Linked DNA regions of Homo sapiens: all the other regions are linked to region 3. Evidence: chromatin contacts called from ENCODE Hi-C or POLR2A ChIA-PET data. All regions are on one chromosome and are shown on one strand. The core of a region is the stretch at or near the end of the contact, and the rest is flanking DNA. Distances in the headings are between cores, read along the strand shown.

Region 1 (2,738 bases), core at 128-2,627, 330 kb before region 3:
GGTGCAGTGCGCATGCTGGGGAGCGCTGGGGTGAGCAGGGAGATAGGACATGAGGGCAGCTAGAGGGGAGCTGGGGGACGGAAGGGTCTTGCCTGATGCTGGATCCCCGACCCTCCCCCACCTTGCCCCAGGCTTCTCCATCGAGGGGCCCTCACAAGCCAAGATCGAATGTGACGACAAGGGGGATGGCTCCTGCGATGTGCGGTACTGGCCCACGGAGCCTGGGGAGTACGCTGTGCACGTCATCTGTGACGATGAGGACATCCGAGACTCACCCTTCATTGCCCACATCCTGCCCGCCCCACCTGACTGCTTCCCAGATAAGGTGTGGTCCCAGCTCACACACACCTGCCCCGGGGGTGGGGCAAGCTGGTTCTCCTCCCCTCCCCAACTCAGCCTTCTTCCCTCCGCACAGGTGAAGGCCTTTGGGCCTGGCCTGGAGCCTACCGGCTGCATCGTGGACAAGCCCGCTGAGTTCACCATTGATGCTCGTGCAGCTGGCAAGGGAGACCTGAAGCTCTATGCCCAGGTAGGTCATTGTCCAGTCTCTGCTGCCCTTACTACCCATGGCAGGGACCCTGGAAGGCAGGGCCAGGCCAGAGGCAGAGGCCTCCCAGCAGGAAATGACAGCATCACAGAAGATCAGGCAGGACTGATACTCATGGGCCCATCAGTACCATGGAAAATTTTAAATTTTGTGTTTTCTTAACGATGATAACCTAAAAACGTATTTTACCAAAGAGTCATTTTTGTGCTAATTTGTAATTGAAAGATTGTTTCATTGAATAAGACACTGGTTTCCCAAGTCAGTTTCTCAGACTGGTGTCCATTGACCCCTAGAGGTTAATGAACATATTCTTGAGGATCTAAGAGGGTGATTCTTCTTTGAAAGGCTCATGATTCAGTTTTAGGAACATAAATTTAGCCCACACTCTTCCTGTCCAACACATTTCAGAGTTGAGGAAACCTAGGCTGGGAGAGCAAGCCATACAGATGGCCTTGAGTCAGGCTCCCAGGGTGGGCTCTGGCCGCCAGAGCACGTGGCCCTGGGCTCTGGTGGCCTCAGTGGCTGGTGTGGGGGCGGGAGTGCCAGTGTTGGGGGTGGGAAAGGAGGCGCTGGGTTCACCTGCGGCCAGCAGAGGGCGCTCTGCAGAGGCCACAGCTATGAACTTTGCTTGGGTGATGCCCACAGGACGCCGACGGCTGTCCCATCGACATCAAGGTGATCCCCAACGGCGACGGCACCTTCCGCTGCTCCTACGTGCCCACCAAGCCCATTAAGCACACCATCATCATCTCCTGGGGAGGCGTAAACGTGCCCAAGAGCCCCTTCCGGGTGCGTCCTCCCGGCCTGCCCCGTGCCCACCACCAGGGGTCCCTGAGGGAGGGCGGAACCCTCGCTGGAGTCCCTGTTGTCCCTGGGCTCAGGCTGGGACTGAGGCTTGGGCTGGTGCCACTGAGGCTGGGCCGGGTGCGCTGGGCAGGAGGATGAGCCTTGAGGGAGGGCACCACGCTGAGCTGCGACCCCTCCCGCAGGTGAACGTGGGCGAGGGCAGCCACCCCGAGCGGGTAAAGGTGTACGGCCCCGGAGTGGAGAAGACAGGCCTCAAGGCCAATGAGCCCACCTACTTCACGGTGGACTGCAGCGAGGCGGGGCAAGGTGCGCCCAGCCGGAAGGGGTGGGTCTGGGAGGGGGCGGGGGTGAGTCGAGTCGGGGGCTGAGCCCAACTCACAGCAGTGCCCGCTTCTCTGCAGGCGACGTGAGCATCGGCATCAAGTGCGCCCCAGGCGTGGTGGGCCCTGCAGAGGCTGACATTGACTTCGACATCATCAAGAATGACAACGACACCTTCACCGTCAAGTACACGCCACCAGGGGCGGGCCGCTACACCATCATGGTGCTGTTTGCCAACCAGGTACCTAAGCTCCTGGGTACTCACAGCGACATGCACCTGCCAGCTCCAGAAGGCAGCTGGAGATGCTGTCACTGGGAACAGGGAGGGATGATTCCGCAGACATGGTGGAGCCCTACCTGTGTGAGGCAGGGTGCCTCAGAGGAAGCAAAGGGGGCCCTTTTGGAGGCTGCCCCTGTCCATGCTGGGTCCCCTGGGTGTGTCCTGAGCCAGCATCTAGCTGAGAGCAGGGGTGTGTTCCCCTCGAGAGCCCTGACTGAGCCTCCTCCACATCCAGGAGATCCCCGCCAGCCCCTTCCACATCAAGGTGGACCCATCCCACGATGCCAGCAAAGTCAAGGCCGAGGGCCCTGGGCTGAATCGCACAGGTGAGTGTCTGGGCAGGGGCTGGGACTGGCTCGAGGTTGGGGTTAGGTGGCTGCCAGGCCCTCACCACATCTCTGGGTGGGTCCTCAGGTGTGGAAGTCGGGAAGCCCACCCACTTCACGGTGCTGACCAAGGGAGCCGGCAAGGCCAAGCTGGATGTGCAGTTTGCAGGGACAGCCAAGGGCGAGGTTGTGCGGGACTTTGAGATCATAGACAACCATGACTACTCCTACACTGTCAAGTACACCGCTGTCCAGCAGGTGCGCTCTGCCCCTCCCATGCTACCGCCCGGCCGGCCCGCCAGAGCCCTGGGTCTCCCTCCTCCAGTCCCATGGGACCAGTTCTGGATCCTCCACGCCTTTCCTGCCTCCTGCCCTCACTCTCATGGTGGATCTGAGCTTCAGAGCCCATATTCACCACCAGGATGTTGTAGGACCTTGCCTTATATCCAGTTCTGAC
Region 2 (2,882 bases), core at 162-2,661, 270 kb after region 3:
AGAGAGAGAGATGTTAAGAAAGGGACAGGGTTGTCCCTAAGGTATGGGAAGGTGGAGTAATTCCTCTAGGCCCTTTGCTTTGGGTATATCGTGGAAAATGTTAGGATTTTGGATCTAGGCAGAACTGGTTTGACACCAACACAACCTGAATGAGTTGAGGGCTAAAAGGAAAGCTTTGTGGAGGAGGAGGAGGTGACAACTAACTAGAATCTTTATGAGAGAAAAGGAATCAACCAGGAGAACAGAAGACAGTCTCCTCCAGAGAACAGCATAGGCAAGACCCTGAGACAAGATAGAATATGATACCTTGGAAACCGCAGGGAGGAATCTGCAAGTGCCGGTTTCTTCATCAGTAACATTGGATTCGTAAAAACACCCTGTCGGGGAGAGGTATGATGTGATATTTGGAAAGCGCTTACTGCAGTGCCTGGCACCAAGCTCAGTTCAACAATCCCCCAGACCCTTCCTAAAGCAACCAGGCTGGGGACAGCGATTTGGTCCCACCTGTTCCCCTGAGCCTACGTCTTTGGGGCTTCTATTACCAAGCCAGACTGTCTAAATATTTACTACAAGCTACTTTTTAAATTCAGGAGAGGGCAGATCAAACAGCCTCTTTTGCCCCCAGTAACAATGAGCCCTTAGGAAGCATCTAAGAGAGAGGAAGGAAAGAAAGGACTGGCGAGCAGGTGAGGGTGGGGGCTTGCTCTACCCTCAACATTTACACACCATGAGGAAGAGGCCCCCTACAGCAGAGAAGGGCAGATGACAGGAGCAGCCCTCGAGGGCACCACCAATTTCAGTGATGGAAAAACTCCCCCATCCCACCCTTAGACCTCCAGTCTCCCAGCCAAGCCCTAGCTCCGGGCGAGATGCGTTCTCTTCAGAAAAACGCTGAGAATTCTCAGCTTCCAGAGACAGCGAGTCCCTCGTTTCGGGCGATGTCCCTGGCCACCTGGCGGTGCCATCCCTCCCCTGAGACTAAGCGGGATATGGGACGTGTGCAGGAGCCGGGATATGGGGGGCCGGGTCGGTGGTAACAGGGAAACGGAGACTGCTGTGGAGCAGTAGGCGGAGACTAGAGCTCCGGAAAAGGTCGCTACAGGGACGGGGGTGAGAGCTGAGAGACACCGAGTGAGGAGCACAGAGATAACCCGCCTGATCTCAAGGCCCAGCTTTCGCGAGGTGTGGAGCCTGTAGCTAACCTAGGAGTCTCCGTCCGCCAGCAATGCCGCAGGACTAAAAAGATCCCCTCAAAAATCTCTTCATTGAGCCCCCACCTCCTCGAGTCCCGCTCCGGCCGGTCGAGCAGCCAATCGCCTCGCGGGGCGGGGTTGCGGCGAGCTGCCGTAACCAATAGAGGTGGAGGGGGCGGGGCCTGGCTCCCGGCGCGCGGCGGTAGGGTCGCCTCCGGCAAAGCGAGCTGAACCCTGAGGGGAGCCGCTGACCAGCAGCATGGAGGACCCCGCCGCGCCTGGGACCGGGGGCCCGCCCGCAAATGGCAATGGCAACGGCGGCGGCAAAGGGAAGCAGGCGGCGCCCAAGGGCCGCGAAGCGTTCCGAAGCCAGCGGCGGGAGTCAGAGGTGAGGAGCCCGGAAAGCTTCGGCTGGGGCCCGGAGACGCCCGCCGGCGGGAAGCGGCGGCTGAGGTGATTCGGCCTCGGCCCCGGAGCCCTCGGCGCGCTCGATCAGCCCCGCGCAGTGGGCGCCTGCGGGGTCCTAGCGGCTGAACTCTGGGCTCTTTGGCCCGGACCAGTGTCCGCCCGTCTCCTGCCGCGGGTTGGGGGCTTTCTAGCCCTCTGGCTTTCCCCCGCTGCGCGAAGATGAGCGCGGTATTGAGCGGACCAGATACTTTCCAAATATTTATCTCACTTAATCGCTGCAGCCCCCTGAAGCAGAAATTCCGATCCCAGTTTATAGACGGGGGAACAGGAGCGGAGAGGTTAAGTGACTGGCTTGAGGGGTGGGAGGCTGGAGCTCAGCCGCAGGAAAGCAGGATTGGCGAGTGGGGCAACCGCAGTCCCCCTCCCAGGCTGCCTGCGGCGGGCCCCTGGGCCAGCCGAGGGACTTCTGCCCGTTCCCTGCCCGTCCCCTTCCCCCCGTAAGTCTTAGGCCGTTTCGGGAGCGCCTTCCGCGGACATCAGGCCCCTGCCTGTGAGGGCTGAGCGAGACGGGATTCAGGCAGGGGCAGTCCTGGAGTGGCTATCTGGAGGGAGCAGTCGCAGGATACAGATAGGAGTGTGAATATTTCGATCTCTTCCTCCTCTCCTGAAAAAAGAAACCCTATCTATGAAGATGAAAGCGTTGAATTATTATCACTTCCCTATCCCCTCATTGAGGCAGTTCCCATCAGTTGGATCTGAGCGGGGATCAGAATAGACGACAAAATATCAGATGTGGCAGGGTCTGCAGATATCATCTGGTATAACCCTTTCATTTTACAGACCTAAAAAAAAGAGGAGTGACTTGCCCAAGATCAGACATCTGGCATAGTTGGTGGTCAAGAACACCAGACTTTGGAGTAGTCAGACCAGGTTTTGACTCCTAGCCCTATCATTTACTACCTGTGTGATTTTCGGCACATTACGGAACCTCTCTGAGCTCCAGTTTCTTCATCTGTAAGATGAGATTAACACTGCCTACCTCAGAAGGTTGTGATAAAGTCAAAATGAGATAATTGACTATAAAATGTTTGGCACAGTGCAGGCACAATGCATGTAATTAGTCAGTACATAGTAACTCTTAGTATATTGCTATCATCATCATCATCATCATCATCAAGTGGCAGAGCTGGTACTAGAAACCAGGTTTTTGGCATCCCAGACCTTGCCTTACCATTTGAATAGCATTTCAGTTTCCAAAGTGATTTCATGTATGCTTTACAT
Region 3 (2,700 bases), core at 110-2,609:
GGAGATTTGGATTCCAGCCCCCCAGTGACAGCCCAGTGGGAAGAAGCAAACTCCAGATGGGCAGAAGGCAGGGTGCACAGGTGGCTCCAGTCTCAGGAGGATGCGCCTCCTCTCCCCCATCCCAGCCCTCAGCATTGTGCCAGAGTGATACCCTTAAGTGTTTGGGTTTATGTTTTCAGTTTTGTTTGGGAAACAGCAGTTGCACAGAGAGTTGGGGGTACTGCTGCTGCCTTTTCACCGAGGCACTGCCACCACCAGCTCTAGCAGGGATGCTCCTGAGCTTGGCGGACATACTTAGATCCTAACGTGCCAGTGAGACCTGGCTGTGGAGAGTAGCACTGGCAGCCCTGCCTGGACTCCACTTGGCATGATACCAGCTCCAGAAGGGAAGGGAGTGGAGCAGGCAGTGAGGAGAGAGCCTGGGGGTCGGCTGGGGACAGCCGTATGTGCTAGGTAGGAGTGGAGGGAGATATGTTTACCAAATGCCTGTCCTGCCATCCTCCCAGGTAGTCAGAGTGAGCTACATCCTGCCCCGCCTTCATTTCCATGGAAACATGGCAGCTAGGACACGGGGTACAACAGCAGCCAAATTCTTCCCCACCTCCCTTACTTCGAAAAAAAGTTTGGAACCCTGGTCCCTATACTCTGCAGTCAGAAGTGGGACTGAGCCATACATGCCCTTGAATTCCTCCCTGTCTGGCCCTCCCTCTCCAGCAAGCAGGGTTTTCTTTAACTTGGCAGTGTGCAGAGGAGAAGTGGTAACACCCCCACCCCATTCCCCTGCATCGGAGCTCAGTATTCCTACAGGGTAAGAGGTAGGAATCTTGCTGGGACGAGGGGAGCCAGAAGTGGCAATAAAAGCGTGTTGACCTGGGCTACGCGGGACTCCATGAATTTTCCATTCTGGCAACTGGAAGGGGAGGTGTAGAAGGGCCCTGCAGAGGACGGCACTGGAGACTCTCCTAAACGCCACACACCTCCCCCTTGCTGCCCGCCACACGCGCGTCTCCTTCAACCGATGCATTGCCACCCTCCCACAGCCTCGCCCTCTGCTCTAAATTAGGTCGAAAGAGTCCCAGTTCCAATCTAGGAACAGCATAATTTTGTTCCAAAACCTGATCTGTGTTTTTCTAATTAAAATTAATTTGTCACCCAAAACAGGAGGGGGATGGGGAGGAGGGACATGAGCACTCCGCTGGGGCCGGGACGGGGAATGAGGAGGAAGAAGGCCCTCTCTTCCCCTACCCGGGCCCTCCAGGACCTTCTCCCTGAGTCGGCTGTAGGGAGGACTCCGAGGAAGCTCGGCGCGGTGCGCTGGGCCTCCTGGCGCCGGGAGGAGCGCGCGAGGCAGGCGGGGCGGGCGCGTCCGGGGCGGGGCGCTGGACTTCGTGGGTGGTCCCCGCCCCCGCGGCGGCCTAGGCCCGCGCCTGCGTCCCCCAACCCGGAGGAGATGGGGGGCTGTGCTAGCTGCTTGCCCAGCGAGTGTTCCCGGAGTCTCCTCGCCGCACCCCGCTATCGGGCGCTCAGACCAGGGGCTCGGCCTGGCGGGAAATAGCCTCGACCGAACTGCTGCGGGGACAAAGAGCCGCGAGTTCGCTCCCTGCCCCCAGTGTCTCCTAAGCGAGCCTTCTGCTCCTAGGAAGGCGCCTTTCCAGCAGCCGCTGGGACCCTGGCCAGTGTTTAGCTCCCAACTAGTAACAGACGGAAAGAAAAAATAAAATTATCCAGAATCTAGAATAAAAAGTAAGGGCCTTTTATTCTGGGAGAGGACAGTTAAAAAGCGCGCTTTCTTGCTAACTTGCCTTTCTTGGTTAGTGCCAGAGACGTGCACTTTATAAACTTATTTAAGTGACACGGACCCAGAAGTCGATGTCTTGGGTTAGAGGTTGGAGTGATGCGCCCTCTGGGTTCAGCGGCTTTGAGGAGCTCACCCTGCAGCGGGCTCCGTTTGGGGCCCCTTGGAGGAAGTAAGACCAGGAACCGTGATCCTCAGAATGATTATTCAAATCTGGATTTTCAAAACTAAGAACTACACTTTCACCATCGCCTCTACTGTCTCTCAGTATCTAGCCTCCTGGGTCTGGACTAAAAGGCTGGGAACTTCTGCCCATGCCCCAGACTTTATAACGCACAGAGCAAATGTTCAGTATAGTGCAGTTCAGGGTTCCTAGCTAGATTGCAAATTGCCAATGTCTCTGATTCTCAGTCTGTAGCTTTCTTTCTCTTCGGCCTGATGCTGGGGAAGAAAATACGCGAAGTTTTATATTTCATGTTTGCTCCTTGAATTTCTACCTATTTCTAGTAACCCTCCTCCCAAACACACACTGTTACCAGACACACACTGTTACCGGGAGTCCTTCCCAAGAGAGGGTTCTTGGATCTGACACAAGAAAGAATTCAGGGCAAGTCCATAAAGTGAAAGCAAGTTTATTAGAAAAGTAAAGGAATAAAGAATGGCTACTCCATAGACAGAGCAGCCCCAAGGGCTGCTGGTTGCCCATTGTTAGGGTTATTTCTTGATGATATGCTAAACAAGGGGTGGATTATTCATGCCTCACCTTTTTAGACCATGTAAGGTAACTTCCTGACGTTGCCATGGCATTTGTAAACTGTCGTGGTGCTGATGGGAGCGTAGCAGTGAGGACGACCAGAGGTCACTCTCGTCAACATTTTGGTTGTGGTGGGTTTTGGCCGGCTTCT

Evidence for each region. A loop is a pair of places that touch in the nucleus more often than their neighbours do. ChIA-PET counts read pairs that join two places held with the same protein, here RNA polymerase II (POLR2A). Pooled maps may share reads with other maps.
Region 1: a loop to region 3 is called in a pooled map, with 3 times the contacts of the local background. The contact joins two enhancer-like sites. A Hi-C loop is called at or near these places in 2 of 50 pooled maps. POLR2A ChIA-PET finds 5 or more read pairs at or near these places in 3 of 52 experiments (CD4-positive, alpha-beta T cell, H1 and PC-9).
Region 2: a map of transverse colon shows a loop between it and region 3 (3-fold over the local background). The contact joins the promoter of STRIP2 here to the enhancer-like site in region 3. A Hi-C loop is called at or near these places in 1 of 168 maps with a recorded cell type or tissue (transverse colon) and 5 of 50 pooled maps. POLR2A ChIA-PET finds 5 or more read pairs at or near these places in 2 of 52 experiments (H1 and WTC11).

The regions. Positions count from the first base shown.
Region 1 is chr7:128,841,039-128,843,776 of GRCh38, forward strand. It overlaps FLNC (filamin C), which reads left to right. Exons shown (of 48, transcript NM_001458.5): 12 at 132-325; 13 at 416-529; 14 at 1,193-1,336; 15 at 1,537-1,660; 16 at 1,756-1,916; 17 at 2,191-2,281; 18 at 2,370-2,539. Among named protein-coding and RNA genes, the nearest start is that of FLNC, 12 kb to the left of the region's middle. RefSeq lists a silencer at 1,175-1,224 and an enhancer at 1,401-1,905. Within about 2 kb of position 1,378, at least 3 of the 41 ENCODE cell types and tissues checked have a DNase peak (open chromatin) inside an H3K27ac peak, as active enhancers do.
Region 2 is chr7:129,433,021-129,435,902 of GRCh38, forward strand. It overlaps STRIP2 (striatin interacting protein 2), which reads left to right and starts at 1,412. Exons shown (of 21, transcript NM_020704.3): 1 at 1,412-1,581. The coding sequence starts at 1,453. RefSeq lists a silencer at 1,292-1,771.
Region 3 is chr7:129,167,957-129,170,656 of GRCh38, forward strand. It overlaps TSPAN33 (tetraspanin 33), which reads left to right. Exons shown (of 8, transcript NM_178562.5): 8 at 1-1,743. Among named protein-coding and RNA genes, the nearest start is that of SMO, 19 kb to the right of the region's middle. RefSeq lists a silencer at 1,231-1,450 and enhancers at 1,821-1,870, 1,940-2,700. Within about 2 kb of position 1,360, at least 13 of the 41 ENCODE cell types and tissues checked have a DNase peak (open chromatin) inside an H3K27ac peak, as active enhancers do.